Linked DNA regions of Mus musculus: region 2 is linked to region 1. The links are chromatin loops, found by intact Hi-C in ENCODE. Cell type or tissue: left cerebral cortex. All regions are shown on one strand.

The links. A loop is a pair of places that touch in the nucleus more often than their neighbours do. Peaks named below come from ENCODE experiments on the same cell type or tissue, not always from the same donor. Only the 100,000 strongest peaks of a DNase experiment are listed, where the experiment ranks them.
Region 2: it touches region 1 in a loop (3-fold over the local background); 8 of 42 quality-filtered maps call a loop at or near these places.

What each region holds. Positions count from the first base shown.
Region 1 is chr15:36,484,910-36,492,909 of GRCm38, reverse strand. Ankrd46 (ankyrin repeat domain 46) reads left to right here. Exons shown (of 5, transcript NM_175134.4): 3 at 6,783-7,115. The coding sequence starts at 6,805. Among named protein-coding and RNA genes, the nearest start is that of Ankrd46, 7.9 kb to the left of the region's middle. In left cerebral cortex, CTCF peaks have their summits at 2,810 (motif pointing right) and 4,040 (motif pointing right); DNase peaks (open chromatin) are centred at 1,603, 2,963 and 4,040; H3K27ac peaks cover 1,185 bases.
Region 2 is chr15:36,259,321-36,267,320 of GRCm38, reverse strand. It overlaps Rnf19a (ring finger protein 19A), which reads left to right. Exons shown (of 10, transcript NM_013923.2): 2 at 1,290-2,045; 3 at 7,098-7,306. The coding sequence starts at 1,372. Among named protein-coding and RNA genes, the nearest start is that of Rnf19a, 20 kb to the left of the region's middle. In left cerebral cortex, CTCF peaks have their summits at 2,736 (motif pointing right) and 4,944 (motif pointing right); a DNase peak (open chromatin) is centred at 4,972.

The sequences.
Region 1 (8,000 bases):
AGACCATATGTCTGTTTACATATTAAAAGTAACATCCCTGGCTGTACTAAGTGTATTCTACAGTTGTCAGCATTCCTTCAGAATTTATAAATAATCATTAAAATCTTTCATCTAATTTACCACTTTAGTAAACCTCAAGAAGAGTGATATCTGCAGTAAGGAGAAGGAGAGAATTAGAGCAGAAGCCTGTGGTATTGGAGTAGGAAGTCAGTAACCGGGGATCAGAGGGTGTTCTGAGTAAGACCAGCAGGGACGGTGCCAGCAGCGGCCTTGAAGCTGGCTGGAGCCTTGGCAGCAGGTGTGCCAGAGATTTCTCCCTGTTTGGTCCCTAGAGGGGGCTCAGGCAGAGACTGAAGGATATAGAAGAAATATCCATAAAGTGAGGGGGGGGCCTTTAGATGGTCAGATATCCCTGTGCATTACAACCAGGAGTGGCAGCTATGAGGGTGGTGAGGCCTCCCGGGTGTATCTGTTTCTGAAGTGGTGGTAACACCTATAATCACCTGATAAACCATAGCTACAAACCAAGATCAGCTCAGTCCAGGTAGAAGAAAGGATGAGTATTGCTGGAGAGACAGGCTGAAGGCCAAAGTCATATTTTCAAGCTGTCTTGAACCTGAAGCATGGCTTTAATTTGTCGCTGTTTCTTCTTATGCCTCTGTAGCTTAAGATACAAAACATTTCTGATTCATTTCACTTTCCAGAATCCAAAACCTGTGCCTTCTGGGGTATAATTTGTCCCATGAGCTCAACAGTAAGAAACTTGTTATAGCATCTGGAGCCCGTGAGGTCATCGTCTTCTAAAAGCCTCTTCAAGAACAATTCTCATGTCACCGTGACCTTTCTGAACAGTGTGGTCCTCTTGAGTGCCAGAACAGCGCTCAGAGTAGCAGCTATTCAAACTTTAAAGAAAGAATTGTTAAGAGTTAGTTTGTCACGTCTCTAGTGACAGGTCATACGGAACATTTTGAAAAGTGAGAACATTTACCATTATCGCCAGTCTCCTTAGTATTAGTCATAGTGTGAATGACAAAATGTGGTTTTAAGAGATAGTGAATAAGAACTGGAAGAGAACTCAGGCATGTATGTAAAATAGCAAGGAGCTTTAACTCCTGGGGTCTGAGTCTCCACTGGATGATCCGCCCAGGCAGGAGATATTATTCACAGTTGAGGCTGGCGGGTCTGAGTGTGGCTGTGTAGGGAGTGCTCTGCGTTCAGGGAGCTCGTTCTCCCTGTGCTGCCACACTGACCTTTGAGCTTCTGAACAGTCTGTACAGATAGCCGGAGTGGAGGCTGCAGAGACGGCTCCGTGGCTAAGAGAGTAGTGTGCTCTTCCAGCGGACCCACTTATGTGCGGTGACTCAAAGCCTCCTGAAACTCCACTTCCAGGGGAGCCTGCGCCTCTGACCTCTCTACACATGCACAGCGCTACCCCCACCACATATCCATAATTCCTGGGTGCTGACGTGGGACCTGCCAGACTCAGTCCGTGTCTCTGAAAGACTCCCCAGAGCTCTGAGAGACTGCACCCGCCTGCCTGTGTGACACCTTGCTGGGAGAGGCTGTGCGCAGGCTGGCTTAGTGGAATGGAGACTTGCTTTGATTTGTTCCTCTTCTACTTGAAAGTATTCTGTTGGAGGAACTCCAGGACTTGCTGGATCTGCTCTGCCTCAGTTACAGGCATTCCCCGCTTTCCACCCCACCACAGTTTCCTACGTGACAGAATGATTCAGCTACAACCTGATGCCTGCCTGGGATCCCTTACGTAGTCTTAGCCCATTATCTGGGCTTGGCATTGTGAGAAGGAGAAAACTCCTCATTTTCTTATTACATCCTGGTCCTTGAACTCATCCTACCTCACTAGGTCTCAAAAGATGACCCCTACACATCATCGCCAAGAGAGGAGCGAGCCAGAGCTCCCTGTAACGATGAGATACTTCCCGGCCATCAGAGAGGTTTCAGCTTTAGACATCCAACAGCTGTGTGCCAGGGCCTTCTCCCAATTCAGGGTCATTTAGCAACAATGCTGTTTTAACAGCTGTTGGGAAGGAAAGCTGGCCGCTTGCAGTTATGTGTTAGGTCCAACCGAGGCCTCCGGGGTAGCATACCAACTTTGTAAGAGTGGCTGGGTTTTAAGGGTCTATAAAGGTCACTTGGTGTAATACTATGATGTGTGTAGCCTCATGGCAGTCAGACAGCCCAGAGATGTCTACTAGACCGTCTTCGCGGCTGTGTGAAGGAAGAAGTCGCTCCCCGTGTTGTTCAGATAGAGGCTTTGCCTGAAGGATGCAGCACCTGCCAGCCACTGCATAATTCTATTTTCACGTACAAGGCAAGGCTGTCTCTAAAACTAAACCACGCTGATGCCTCACAAGGTGTCACTGTTGGATATGAGAAATGCTGTTAAATCAGCCGTTGTCTATCAGCGAGGGGCAGAACATAGAAGGCTCCACCTCCCAGGCCTTTAATGTCCAGGCAGTTCAGTATAGATCATAAACTGAAAAGGACCCCATGTAGTGAGAGTTTCAGACACTGCAGACTTACATAGCAAAGAATCTAGAAAACAAAAGTATTAACCTATCTAAACTAGCAATGATTACTTTTATGGAGATTTATTTAGATTGATTTAAATCTATTATCTTTTCTAAAAAAGTTGAGTTGTGACTAAACTCTAGTCAATAAAGCAATAAATAATCTAAATATTGCCAGAATACAGCAGACGCCCCTGTCTTAGTGATTTTAGTTTCTTGTTATCTCAGACAGTGAGAAATGCTTAGGCACAGCAAGGCCAGGAATTCAGTCACGTCCTGTCCACTAGAGGACATTGTCAAAGACTTTGTTATTGTTGTTCCACAAAACCTTACTTGTATTCAGTGACGACAGGATTGCTTTCAGAACGCTGTGCCGGCTGCTTCCTGTGGAGCAGTGACCCTGCAGAGCTGGATTGTTCTTGGGATGAGGGAGTCCATTTGGAATGTGAACACGTGTGTCTATCCCCTGGCCTGAGGTCTGTGGTGTGTGTCCACTTGGGTTATGAGCAGTCGCCGCTCCCTGGGAGATCTAGGAGTGCGCACGGGCATGGGTGGTTGCTTTCTAACTGGAAGCCACTGGACTCCTTTACAGGGATAAGAACAACCAAGAGCACGGAGACTCCAGGTTGGGCTCCCTCTCCCACACACTACTTCCCTCTGCTGCTTTCTGTGATGTTAGGCAGCGTATGCACTGAGATCTCACAGTCCTCCCCGCAGCCCTCCCCTCGGCCCTCCCCAAAGTCCTCCCCACAGCCCTCCCTGCCTTGTGCACTGAGATCTCATGGCCCCCTTCCCCAACATGCCAGTTTTGTATACATTTTGCTCCGGCATCTTAGCTTTAATACCTGCTTCTAATTGCTCCTCCATAGGTGTGATGTCACCAGTGCATTTGAACCAGGATTGTCGCACTTATTCATGCTTTCCCAGTGACTTTCAAAATGAAAATCAAATCCATACTGTATGAACTTGATTCTTGATTCTGGATAGGGAAAGAAATGTAAGGCTTCCAGCACAGCCCAGACGAAAGCACGTCACTTCCCATTAGTTTCCGGCCATGAAGAATTTGATCCTAGAACTTGTGTACTTTGATCCAAGACTGTGAATCTAGAATTTGGGATGTAAATGGAAAATCATGTTCCATAGAACTTACCATCAAGTCGGCAGCTCTCAAGCTTCTACCCAAACCTCCTTGCTTGTTGTTTAGGTTTCGGTCACAGCTGAGGCCTGAAGGACAGCTAGGGTAGGGTGAGTGATGGCATCAGTGCTGCACGCAGGGCAAGAGTTCTGAGACTGCACCACCCCTCACACCTGACCGCATACTTCTATGGCAGTGCCCACAAGTCTGCCTGTGTGCCTGTCTGTGGGCAGGCCTCATGCACACTGCCCTTACAAACCAGGGCCTCCGTGACAGCCAGTGTGCTTTCTGGGGCTTGGCTGCCCCCATTGTAGGCTACTCCAGATGTTGTGTTTTTACTCTGCCAGTTCTTGGAAGGTTTTTCTCCCCACTAGATGTCACCCCATTGCTAGAAGCTACTCTGTTACCCAGGGATGGACATGCCTTTCAAGTTTGCTTCCCGCACAGCAGGGTACTGTAGTGCCTGGGACTGTAATAACTGCAGCCTGAGGACTAAGTCACACAGCTGAGAAGGATCCAAACTGGTTTCACTCCCAGGCAGCGCAGCACCACACACATCTGGATTGGGTGGCCAAACTTTGTCAGCTCCCAGCAACAAGAAAACTGGCTCTACAGTCCTAAGAGTTGCTCCTCGCATGGGTCAGACTTCAGATCTCTCCCTCCTGCTTCTCTTGGATTTGGACTTTAAGTACAACCAGCTCAAATGACGGATTTCAGGCACAGTGAATGTTTAGTGATTGATGCTGCGCTTCTGTGACCCAGGCTGCTGCCCAGCACCCTGCTTCAACAGTTCTTCATAGGAATTGAGCCGGGTACACTGCTGCACCAAATGGGCCCAAGGGAAGTCTGAGGGTGGGTGACAAGCGATTTAAGAACAAGGCCTGGCAAGTGCAGGGGCTGCTGCAGAGACAAGAGCCAGACCGTTTGTCTGGCAGAGCTATATGCTCCGGGTCTTTGCGAACCTTTCCCCCACTTATGAACAGCATTTTCTTTCTAAGAGTTATTTGTGGAGCTAGGGTAGCTCAGTGGTTGACCTTGCTTTTGCAAAGCCCTGGGCTCCAATTTCATGACCCTGCAAAAATCAATCAGCTAAAGTTAGAGGTTAGCTTCCACTTACTCTGTGGCCAATATGCATTGAGAATCCAGAGGCTGAGGGTGACTTCCAGAGCCCGGCTTCTCCCTGAAGATGACACATGGAGGACTCTTTCCTGCCTGCACTTTGTCAGTAGTCACAGCTCCATGTCACAGTCACGCCCCTGTACTCTCCTTCTCACTCCCGAGTTGAGTGCCTGGCCGTCACTTGGGTGGCCTGGCCAGTGGCTGCTTCACCTCAGGTGTTCTGGGGAATGTGCACAGGCCCCCTGGCCGTGTGTGTCACGGAACAGTGCGCTCTTTATCACACTGCACCTTGTTATAGGTGACATTCCTTGATTGCTTGTCTCTAGTCTTTTCTGTATAACCCTGCACATTTCTGCCAGGTCTCTGTCTGAAAGACCAGGAAGACCACCCATCTCCTTGGCCTGAAGTCTAAAGGGACTCTTCCAGAAATTCATGGAGAGTGAAACTTAGCTTGAAGTTGTTAGGGTTACATAACATTCAGTAAAAACCCCAAGTATATGCCTGCTCCATTGGGCCCAGCACTGGAGGGACAGAAGGAACAGGTCCTCAGTGTGTACGGGCTGATGCCTGCCTCAGAGCCAAGAGGAGGTAGACACAGTGCTCTGGAGCCAGGCAGCCTGGGCTGCAGAGCCGAATAGAGAGGCTGAGAACCTGCCAGGCTCGGTGCCTCTGGGCTCTGCACTCCCGGACCCTCGGGAAGGGGCTTAGATACAGTCAGTTGGCCTAGTACCCAGTTCCATTAGTGTTCCAGGCAGATTTCACCTGAGAAACTGTGCAAGCTGAGCCTGTGAATTAGAGCCTTCTCCACAGGGGCTGGCAAGATGGCGCAGAAGATAAAGCTGCTTGCAGCCCAGTTGGATGGCCTGAGTTTGATGCCTGGGACCCACATGGTAGAAGGAGAGAACCAATTTCCACAAGCTGTTCTCTGGCCCTCTCACATGTACAGTGGCATGCACACATGGTGTGCACAGACATACACATGATAGAAAAATAAATGAATTGTTTTTAAAGAGCCTTCTCTGTAAACACCCGGTCTCTGCGTTGCTGTCTCTCTTCAGAGTTCCTTTTGAGAGACTTGACTTTCTTCTCAGCTGAAGTGAAGGGCAGGAGAGAGCTGGTGAAGCAGGGTGGGCTGTGGCTAAGGCAGCACACCGTGGCTAAGGCAGCACAGGGCTAGCTTTTCAGTGCGAGCTCTCTGGAACACTAATGGGACTTGGTACTAGAGCTGCCTACTATGTGCCTAGCCTCCAGGGAATTCAGATCACAGAACCCAGGTGGAGTGGGGGCTTTGGTGCTGTGAATTGTACCCTGGGCACAGCTGCTGCCTTGGCCTGTGTCTGTCTTCCTCATCTCAGTTCTTAGACACTGGGAGTTTCGAAAAACCGAGTACTGAGGTGACCATAAGACAGCAGAAGAGGTTAATTCTGTAGAAGTCTGTTGATTTAATGACATTTAAAAATCAGTGTGTTGGTTCCTTTAACTTTTAAAACGAAGTCTTAAGTCCTGCACCTCAGATAGAGTGTTCTGCAGGGTAGATTGCGTTGGCTCGTGGGCTTTCCCCACGGGTACTTTTGTTAGCTCTATAGAGCATCTCTCGTAAGAAGGAAGAGTCTGAAGAAGAATTTCCACGCAGTAAGAGTGCCAGCTGTAATGTGCACACGTAGCGATGGCTCGTTCTACAGCTCAAAGTTCACACGAGTTCCCTTTTAAGGTCATGACTTAAAATCTAATTGTATTTTAGCTTTAAAAATATTTCAGCCCTTTATTGTGATAAAAATGAAGAGTTTTACAGTAATTTAATTGCCACTTTGATCCTGCAGATATGAAGAAAAGGAATTCTTTTAGCGGAAAATAAGACACAGTAGATACTTTTGTGATTGTTGTTTGTTTGGTAAGGAAATGTATTCCAAGCGTGAGATAAGAATGGTGATAGAGTTCCTCTGCCTGCCTGCCTGCCACAGGCCTCACCAGCTGTCCCTCGCCTCCTTCCACTGCAGGAGTGGCCGTCCACCACAGACGATGTCCTACGTTTTTGTGAATGATTCTTCACAGACTAACGTGCCCTTGCTCCAAGCTTGCATCGATGGGGACTTCACCTATTCCAAGAGGCTTTTGGAAAGTGGCTTTGATCCAAATATCCGAGACAGCAGAGGCAGAACGGGCCTTCACCTCGCCGCGGCCCGAGGGAATGTGGACATCTGCCAGCTGCTGCATAAGTTTGGAGCTGATCCACTGGCCACAGATTACCAGGGGAACACGGCCCTCCACCTGTGTGGCCATGTGGACACCATTCAGTTCTTAGTTTCCAACGGACTCAAAATTGATATTTGGTGAGTTCTCTGTTCCCATTAGATAGATGTGCAGGCCATGGGCTGACCACCACCTGATCCATTGTAATGACAAGTTCTGGAAGGTACGGAAGCCTGTGCACTCAGTAGGGCAGTGTGGGAGCCCTAGAGCTCCATGTGCAAGTGCATGTGTGTGTGTACGTGCAAGTGTGCCCGTGCACCCGTGTGTGTGTGTGTGTGTGTGTGTGTGTGTGTGTGTGTGGTGTGCCTGTGTGTGTGCCTGTGTGTGTTTGTGGTGTGTGCATATGTGTGTGTGCCTGTGTTTGTGTATAGTGTGTGCATGTGTGTGTGTGCTTCTGTGTGTGTGTGTGCATGTGTGTGAAACAGTAGCTGGTTTCTGTTAATTATGAACATATAACTCAACAACAGAAGGAAGAGGACGGTTTTATCAGCTTGTTCTAAGGTCACAGTAGTGCTCCCTGTAGTGGCTTCATTTGAATTATTTTTTAGATTTTTCCCATGTAGGTATCTGTCTGTTGTATGCAGGTATCTGTCTGTTGTATGCAGGTATCTGTCTGTCTGTTGTATGCAGGTATCTGTCTGTTATATGCAGGTATGTCTGTTGTATGCAGGTATCTATTGTATGCAGGTATTTGTTTGTCTGTTGTATGCAGGAATCTGTCTGTTGTATGCAGGTATCTATTGTATGCAGGTATTTGTTTGTCTGTTGTATGCAGGTATCTGTCTGTTGTATGCAGGTATCTGTCTGTTGAGCATTATTCCTCAGCCCTCCCTTTTCTCATGTTACACACGAGACAGGCATGTCAAGAAGTCATCTAGCTTAGAGAGACTGGAGTCCTATGTCTCCTGTCAGGCATGCTGGCCCATCATAGCTGTGGGCCTGAGTCCTCTTCAGGTGGAGGACAC
Region 2 (8,000 bases), 230 kb after region 1:
ATTGTGCAAGACAACTGCACTAGTATCAACCCTTTACAACTTTTGTTGGTATCTAAAACGATCACAAATGGTATCTAATGTTTGAATTTGAATTTTTATTTTTTAGTTGTGATTGTTTTTTAGTTGTTTTGGGGTTTTGTTTGTTTGTTTGCTTGTTTTTTGTAATTCTCAAAACTACTGCTAGAGTCTTTGCGTAGCTCTCAGATTGTACTTTTTTTTTATTGGTACTATTGTATAAAATCTACTTGTATAGTAAGAAAGCTTATTTTTTTTAAAACATGTTTCGTGGTTTATCGTGTGTGGTCTTGTTTAGGAGTAAAAATGCTGGGTGTCCATGTGTTCCAGCTTGGTGGGTGTTGTTAAACAGTTTCCAAAGCAGTTTTCCATCATACTCCTCAGTACTCTGTGAGTGCTCCCTCCAAATCCCTGTGCACCTCTGAAATACCTTGTAGGTGTGTAGTGGCCTCGCTGTGTAACTGTAAGTGTAATGACGAGTCATGGTGTTGCACATTTAAACACGCTTTGGTGAAGTGCTTGTTATGTCCTCTGTCTGTTTTTCTTTGGTTGTCTATTTTTATGCACTTGTAAGTGCTCTTTGCATGTTCTGGACACTGTTATTTTATTAGCTGTTTGTGGCGTGTGTGTTCTCCATGCCTTTAACACTTAATAAGAAAGTCTCTTGACTTGCATTCTGTTATTTAGCCATCTTTTATTTTATGATTAGCATTTGTGATGGTCTGTTTAGGAAACCAACTTGTTGAGATCTTCCCCTCCTTTGTCTCCTACAAGCTTCTTTACATTTAGATAGATGAAGTTCCTGTAACTGATTATTATTGTGTGTTTCTATGTTCACATGACATGGTGTATGCATGATTTCAGAGGACAACTTTAAGGAGGGAGTTTCCTTCTTCCATGAAGAATGTTTTTCTTCAAGATTATCATATAAGCTTTTTGTGTTTGCATGTACATTTTATTTCCAATTAAAAACAAACTAAAGGCAGTGAGGAGCCATTTAAGTCAGCGATAGCTGATTGATTTGATTATCTTAGATGATCAAAGTTTACCTAAGACTTTTATAACAACTGTTTCAGCTCAAGTGTAGAAAATCTTTTCTTAGGATTAAGGAATGTCCTCATTGCTATCTTAGCATTCACTGTATATCTTCTTGTAGACTAATGGCTTTAAGTTTTAAGCTAATGTTTATAGAACATACTTGCTAAGTTTTTCACAGAGAACCTGCAAGAGTATAAAAACATACATTAAAATACATTTTTGTTTTTGTTTTTTAGGACATCTGTGACAACAGTCTTCTCTTGAACTTTTTAAGATTCTCTGAAGAATGGATCTTTTTTACATCATGACTTAATCTGAATGCAAGAACAAGAAATAAGTTTTATTTTTAAGTATAATGAAGGGCTGTGTATGAACATTGACTCTGACTCAATTCTGATGAGCATTTTAGACATGAGTTTACATCAGCAAATGGGCTCAGATAGAGATCTTCAGTCTTCTACTTCCTCCGTGAGCTTGCCTTCTGTCAAAAAGGCACCCAAACAGAGAAGGATTTCAATAGGCTCTCTCTTTCGGAGGAAGAAGGACAGCAAACGAAAATCAAGGGAGCTCAATGGTGGAGTGGATGGAATTGCAAGTATTGAGAGTATACATTCTGAAATGTGTGCTGATAAGAACTCCATTTTCTCTACAAATACCTCTTCTGACAATGGATTGACTTCCATCAGCAAACAAATTGGAGACTTTATAGAATGTCCTTTGTGCCTTTTACGGCATTCTAAAGACAGATTTCCTGATATAATGACATGCCACCATAGATCTTGTGTGGATTGCTTACGACAATACCTAAGGATAGAAATCTCTGAAAGTAGAGTTAATATCAGTTGTCCAGAATGCACTGAACGGTTTAATCCTCATGACATTCGCTTGATATTAAGTGATGATGTCTTAATGGAAAAATATGAAGAATTTATGCTTCGACGGTGGCTTGTTGCAGATCCTGACTGTAGGTGGTGTCCGGCTCCAGACTGTGGGTGAGAACATATCTTTTGGCTTACTTTAATTTGTTTTTCTCTGGGGATAAAATAAGAATTTTCTTGTAGTCTATAGAATAGTCTTAAAATACCAAATAACCTATCCACTCAAACATTTTGGGTATATACCATATTAACTATTAAAAGTCAGAAATTCTAATCTGTTTTTATATTGTCTCTGTTAAATTCTCACTTGCATTTTGTGAAGACAGCTACTAAGATGGTAGTGATCAAGATTAAGCAATAAGCAAATTGGATTTCCCCATCCATGGGCAGTTTTTATTGGGGGATTATAGAATGTTTGTGTTAGGGTTATTTGTTGTCATAAATAAATGACCCTTTTGAAAGGCATTTTATACCACAGACCTGTGTATTCATGTCCATATGGGAACATTTTCAAGTCTCAAGATTTGCTACACACAGGAGTTAAATAACTCATTTGCCCCAAGTTCTAAATGACATGTCATTTGCTCAGCATTTAGAATAAACTAATTTTGCATATGTATTTGGTTCATACATTTATTATCTTCAGTTGTCAGAACTAAGAGAAACCAGTTGTATGCCCTTAATATAACAGCAATGATGGGAAAGCGATAGCTCAATTGACAAAATTACAGATATGCAAACAAACATGGGGATCTGAGTCTGTGTCCCAGAATCCATGTAAAAAAGCTAGGCATGGTGGGCATACCTGCAACCTCATCACTAGGGGGCAGGCAGAAACAGGTGGATACTCGAAGCTCTTCAGCCAGCCAGTCTAGCTAAATTAAGTGGAGAGTTATTGAACGAAGACAGCTAGTATCAGCCCCTGACTTCACATGCATGTGCCTCCATGTTCTGTGTGTGTGTGTGTGTGTGTGTGTGTGTGTGTGTGTGCATATCCTTCACTTACTACATACAAACACATACAAGACTGCTAAATATTAAAAGCCATGAATAGTAAAATTTAACATACCATTAGTACACCATACATTATATAAATAGAGTATGAAAACCCTGAATTTCTATATTATTTCATTATAGGGAAAGCTATGATGCGAATTTATCAAATTATAGTTTCAGAATTCATTGCCAGAATCAAACTAATTTTCAAGAACTTCTTAAGTACAATGTTCAGCTTTGCCTGAAAGGACCCTGATATAGCTGTTTCTTGTGAGACTATGCCGGGGCCTAGCAAGCACAGAAGTGGATGCTCACAGTCAGCTATTGGATGGATCACAGGGCCCCCAATGGAGGAGCTAGAGAAAGTAACCAAGGAGCTAAAGGGATCTGCAATCCTATAGGTGGAACAACAATATGAACTAACCAGTACCCCCCGGAGCTCGTGTTTCTAGCTGCATATGTAGCAGAAGATGGCCTAATCGGCCATCAGTGGAAAGAGAGGCCCATTGGTCATGCAAACTTTATAGGCCTCAGTATAGGGGAACGCCAGGGCCAAGAAGTGGGAGTGGGTGGGTAGGGGAGTGGGGTGGGAGGGTGTGGAGGACTTTTGGGATAGCACTGGAAATGTAAATGAAGAAAATACCTAATAAAAAAAATTTTTAAAAGAACTTGTTGAATAAATTTTCAGATTGTCTATAGTTTTAAATGAAAAAAGTTATGTATTTTCTGTGGGAAAAATCCTTGAACACACAATTGTCTACCAATGATTACTGTGTGATATAAAGCATTAAAAAACTTACTTAATAGTTCATGATTCATTAATTGTATAAAACTCAGGTACAATCTACTATCAGATTTGAATTATGTTTTCTGATACTAAGTGTCTGTTACAACAAAAACATTAAAGGTACTCTATAAGGGGTTAAGGGTGCGTTCAGCAGGTAAAATGCCTGCCTAGTGTGTGTGAGGTGCTGACCTCCAGCACCGTATGAGCTGGGTGCGTTGGTGCATGCCTATAATTTAGCACTTAGGAAGTGGAAGCAGACAGTCAGAAATTTAAGGTCACCTTCAGCTACACAGTAGATTCAAAGCCAGCCAGGGTTGTATAAGGAGCTGAAGGGGTCTGCAACCCTATAGGTGGAACAACAGTATGAACTAACCAGTACCCTCAGAGCTCGTGTCTCTAGCTGCATATGTAGCAGAAGATGGCCTAGTCGGCCATCACTGGGAAGAGAGGCCTCTTAGTATTGCAAACTTGATATGCCTCAGTACAGGGGAACACCAGGGCCAGGATCTCTTGCTCAAGTTATCTGAAAGTTACAGAAAATTATTGCTATTTTTCTAGACATAGAGTATAACTCATCATAGATCCCAGAGTTTGCTTCCACCACTATACCTGGATCCTGTTTAAACAAACAGCTTAGATGTGATGGTATCACTCTTGAGCCTGTAGACCAACTTGCACAATATTTTCACTGGTACAGTGATTTGCAAATCATTCTCCTGAAGTTAGATTTTGAGATGGACAAACATTTTACCTAAAGGAACCTTTCTAAGGATCATTACATCTAATGCTACTGTAAAACACAGAGAAATGAGTCTTGTATATATCATGGAGAAGAAGAATGTGGTTTTTTTAGTATTCTTCATGGAACCCCAGAATACAAGTTATTTAATGAAATGTCAGAAACTGGCCAGCATAAACTGGGACGGTTAAATCTAAGGGACCCACAACAAAATCAGAGAAGATTAGCGATAGTTATAAAAGAAAAAAATAACAAGAAAACATACATGGATTATTTACTCACTTGCCACATTATGTATTAAAATTGAATAAATATTTTAGAGTTGAAAATAAAATGTAGATTCTTTCCACCATACCTGAAACTACAGTGAATTAGCTTCTTTTTTTTTTTTTAAATTTAAGTATTATATTTATGTGTATGGGTGTTTTGCTGCATGTAAATCTGTGTACCACTTGTATGTAATGCCATGTATGTAATGCCTATGGAGTCCAGAAGAGGGCATCAAATCTCCTGTGCCTGGAGTTACAGACCATTGTGAACTACTTTATGGATGTGGGTGCTGAAAATGTAACCTAGTTCCTCTGTAAGAACAGCAAGTGCTCTTAACTGCTGAGTCATCTCTCCAGCCCTTCATTGGTTATCTTAAAATGCAGGGAAATGAAATTCTAAATTCCCCCTTTTATTTAAATTGCCATTAATTTGTACTATTTCAACAAATTCTCCCAGAAGTACAATAGAATTTAAGGTGAAAACTTTGACTATGAAGAATGGGATGCTTAAGCAGTAAATCAAAAAGGGTGGAATGTCCTGCTTCTTCAAGTCTCGTAGTTATGCAGATAGTCTTGAAATTTGATACAATCTTAGTTATGATTATTACTTAAAATTTGTTGCCAGTAACAAGAAGAACATCAAAACTCCCCTAACTTTCCATAAAGTGTTGGTATTTTAAAAACAAACAAACAAAAACTTAATCGATAGGCTTGTTTGATGTTGCTTTCAATAAGAACTAGAAAGCTCTAAGTTTTGACAACTCATTTGTATATGCTCATGTATATGCACTTACAGGAATAGAACTGCTCCCGTGTATCAGTTTGTTCCTCTCCCCCATTACCATTTTACAGAGCTGTATCACAGTATGGTCATCGCTTCTGCCATAGAAGGATTGGGGCATAGATTCAGTGCATTATTTACTTATCTGTTGCTATGATAACTTGCTGTGCCTAAGGATGAGCCCATCACCATCATAGTGGGGGAGCAAGGGCAGCCGCAGTCATGGTGGAAGGAACTGCTGAAAGCCAGCATCTCACGTGGGAGCAGTGAGGAGCAGAGAGCAAAGGGGAACTGGCACGTGGCTTCCGAAACCTTAAAGCACACCTCCGGCGACATGCTTCCTCCAGCTCAGCACTCAAGTGCTGTATGGGGTGGGGGAGGGTGAACCATTCAGGTCACTACACACAGTCTCCGTCTTACCCAGACTCCCTTCTTATGTGTACTAGCTAACTGATGCGGGCTGGGTTTACATAGAATTTTGTGTCAGGTGTAGATTTGTGTGCCTACCATCACAGTCAAGGATATCACAATCTTTTACGCTGCTAGTTACAGCCAGCTGTAACACTACCCCTAACTGAAGAAGCTGAGGCAGGAGCACACGGTCATGGTCTGCCTGGCTGATAGCAAGTTCAGATGTAGTAATTTAGTAAGACCCTGTCTCAAATTTAAGACAAAACAAAGCAATCAAGTAAAAAGCCCAATTTTTTAAAAAAGGTAATAATCCCTCATGTCATTCTAAGTGTCTACTCCCTCCCGCTCTCTCCCTTGAGCCCTGGCAGTCATTAATCCACTTTCCATTTCTAAAGCCTGTCATTTCAATTGTTACACATACAGAGGCATGTAGTTTGTAACTTTCTAAAACTGACTTTTTTTTTTTTTAACTTGAAGTAATCTCCCAGAGATTACATCTTGTTACTTCTGTCAGTCATTTGTTTTGATGCTTGTGTAGGAGCTGTGCATGACAGCCTAGTCATTTGCTGGTTGATGGACATTTGGGTCCTTTTTTCAGTTGGGGCTATTATGAATATATCTGCTATGAAAGTTGATGTGAAGATAATTTAATTTCTCTGGGACAAATGTCTTAACAGTACCCAAATTCAAGTTTAAAATTTTAAATATTAAAAATACTTACTGAGAGAATAGACATTAAGGCCAGTCGTAAATGTACTCGCCATCTTCTTCAACTCCACCCCAAGTCTATTTCACTTCCAGTAGAAGTCCATGAGATTATTATGTGACATTGTTATTGTTTAGTTTGTTTGAGACAGGGTCTTCTCATATAGTCCTGGCTTTGAACTCACAAAGATCTGCCAGCCTCTGCCTCTGAGTGCTGGAATTCATGCACCCCACCCACACCTGGCTAAAATTCAAAAGTAAAGAATTTAGAAATTTTAAAAGTCATTTATATCCTTTGATTTATAACTGTCCTTTTTCTTATTTCGTGTTGGTTAGACTGTAGCTGTTTATGATGTGTATTAATGCAGATATGAAAAGTGCTCTCTGAGTGTTTTAAGTGGATTCTTTTTTTCAATTTTTACTAAGTTGCTTTTGTTTTGTGATGCGTTTTAAATCATTTTCCTTTTTTTTTTTCAAGATACGCTGTGATAGCATTTGGATGTGCCAGCTGTCCAAAACTAACTTGTGGGCGAGAAGGCTGTGGAACAGAGTTTTGCTACCACTGTAAACAGATCTGGCATCCAAACCAGACCTGTGATGCTGCTCGACAGGAAAGAGCCCAAAGTTTACGCTTAAGAACTATACGTTCTTCATCTATTAGTTACAGCCAGGAATCTGGAGCAGCAGGTATTATGTCTGTATTTATATACTCGGGGTGGGGTGGGGTGGGGCGTGAGGGGGCAAATGAGTGGAGATCAGAGGATAATGTGGGTGTAGGTCCTCACCTTTTGCTTGCCTTAAACAGGGTGCCTTATTTTTTTTCTGTTGTGTATGTCAGTAGAGCTACCCTGGACTTCCCCTGTCCCTGCCTTCCATTTCACCATAGAAGCACTGGGATTGCAGACGTGTGTGTACTTCTGTGCTTGTTTGCCCGTCTGTGTGTGATTTCCGGGGATTCAAACTTTGATCTTCATAAATATGAAGAAAGTACTTTCCTTACTGAGCCCTCTGCCTAGTCCCTATCTGATTTTAAAAATAATAAGTTATTTGACACATAGAGATTGCTTGGTGATTGGGGGGGGTGGGGAAAGAAAGGGGTTTATTCAACTTATACTTCCACATTGCTGTTCATTACCAACAGAAGTTTGGACAGGAACCTAGAGGAAGGAGCTGATGCAGAGGCCATGGAGGGATGCTGCTTATTGGCTTGTTCCTTATGACCTTCTCAGCCTACTTTCTTATAGATGCCAAGACTACCAGCCAAAGGATTGCCCCACCCTCAGTGAGCTGGGCCTACCCCATTGATCACTAATTGAGAAAATGCCTTAGAGCTGGATCTCATGGAGGCATTTCCTCACCTGAGGCTTTTTTCTCTGTAATG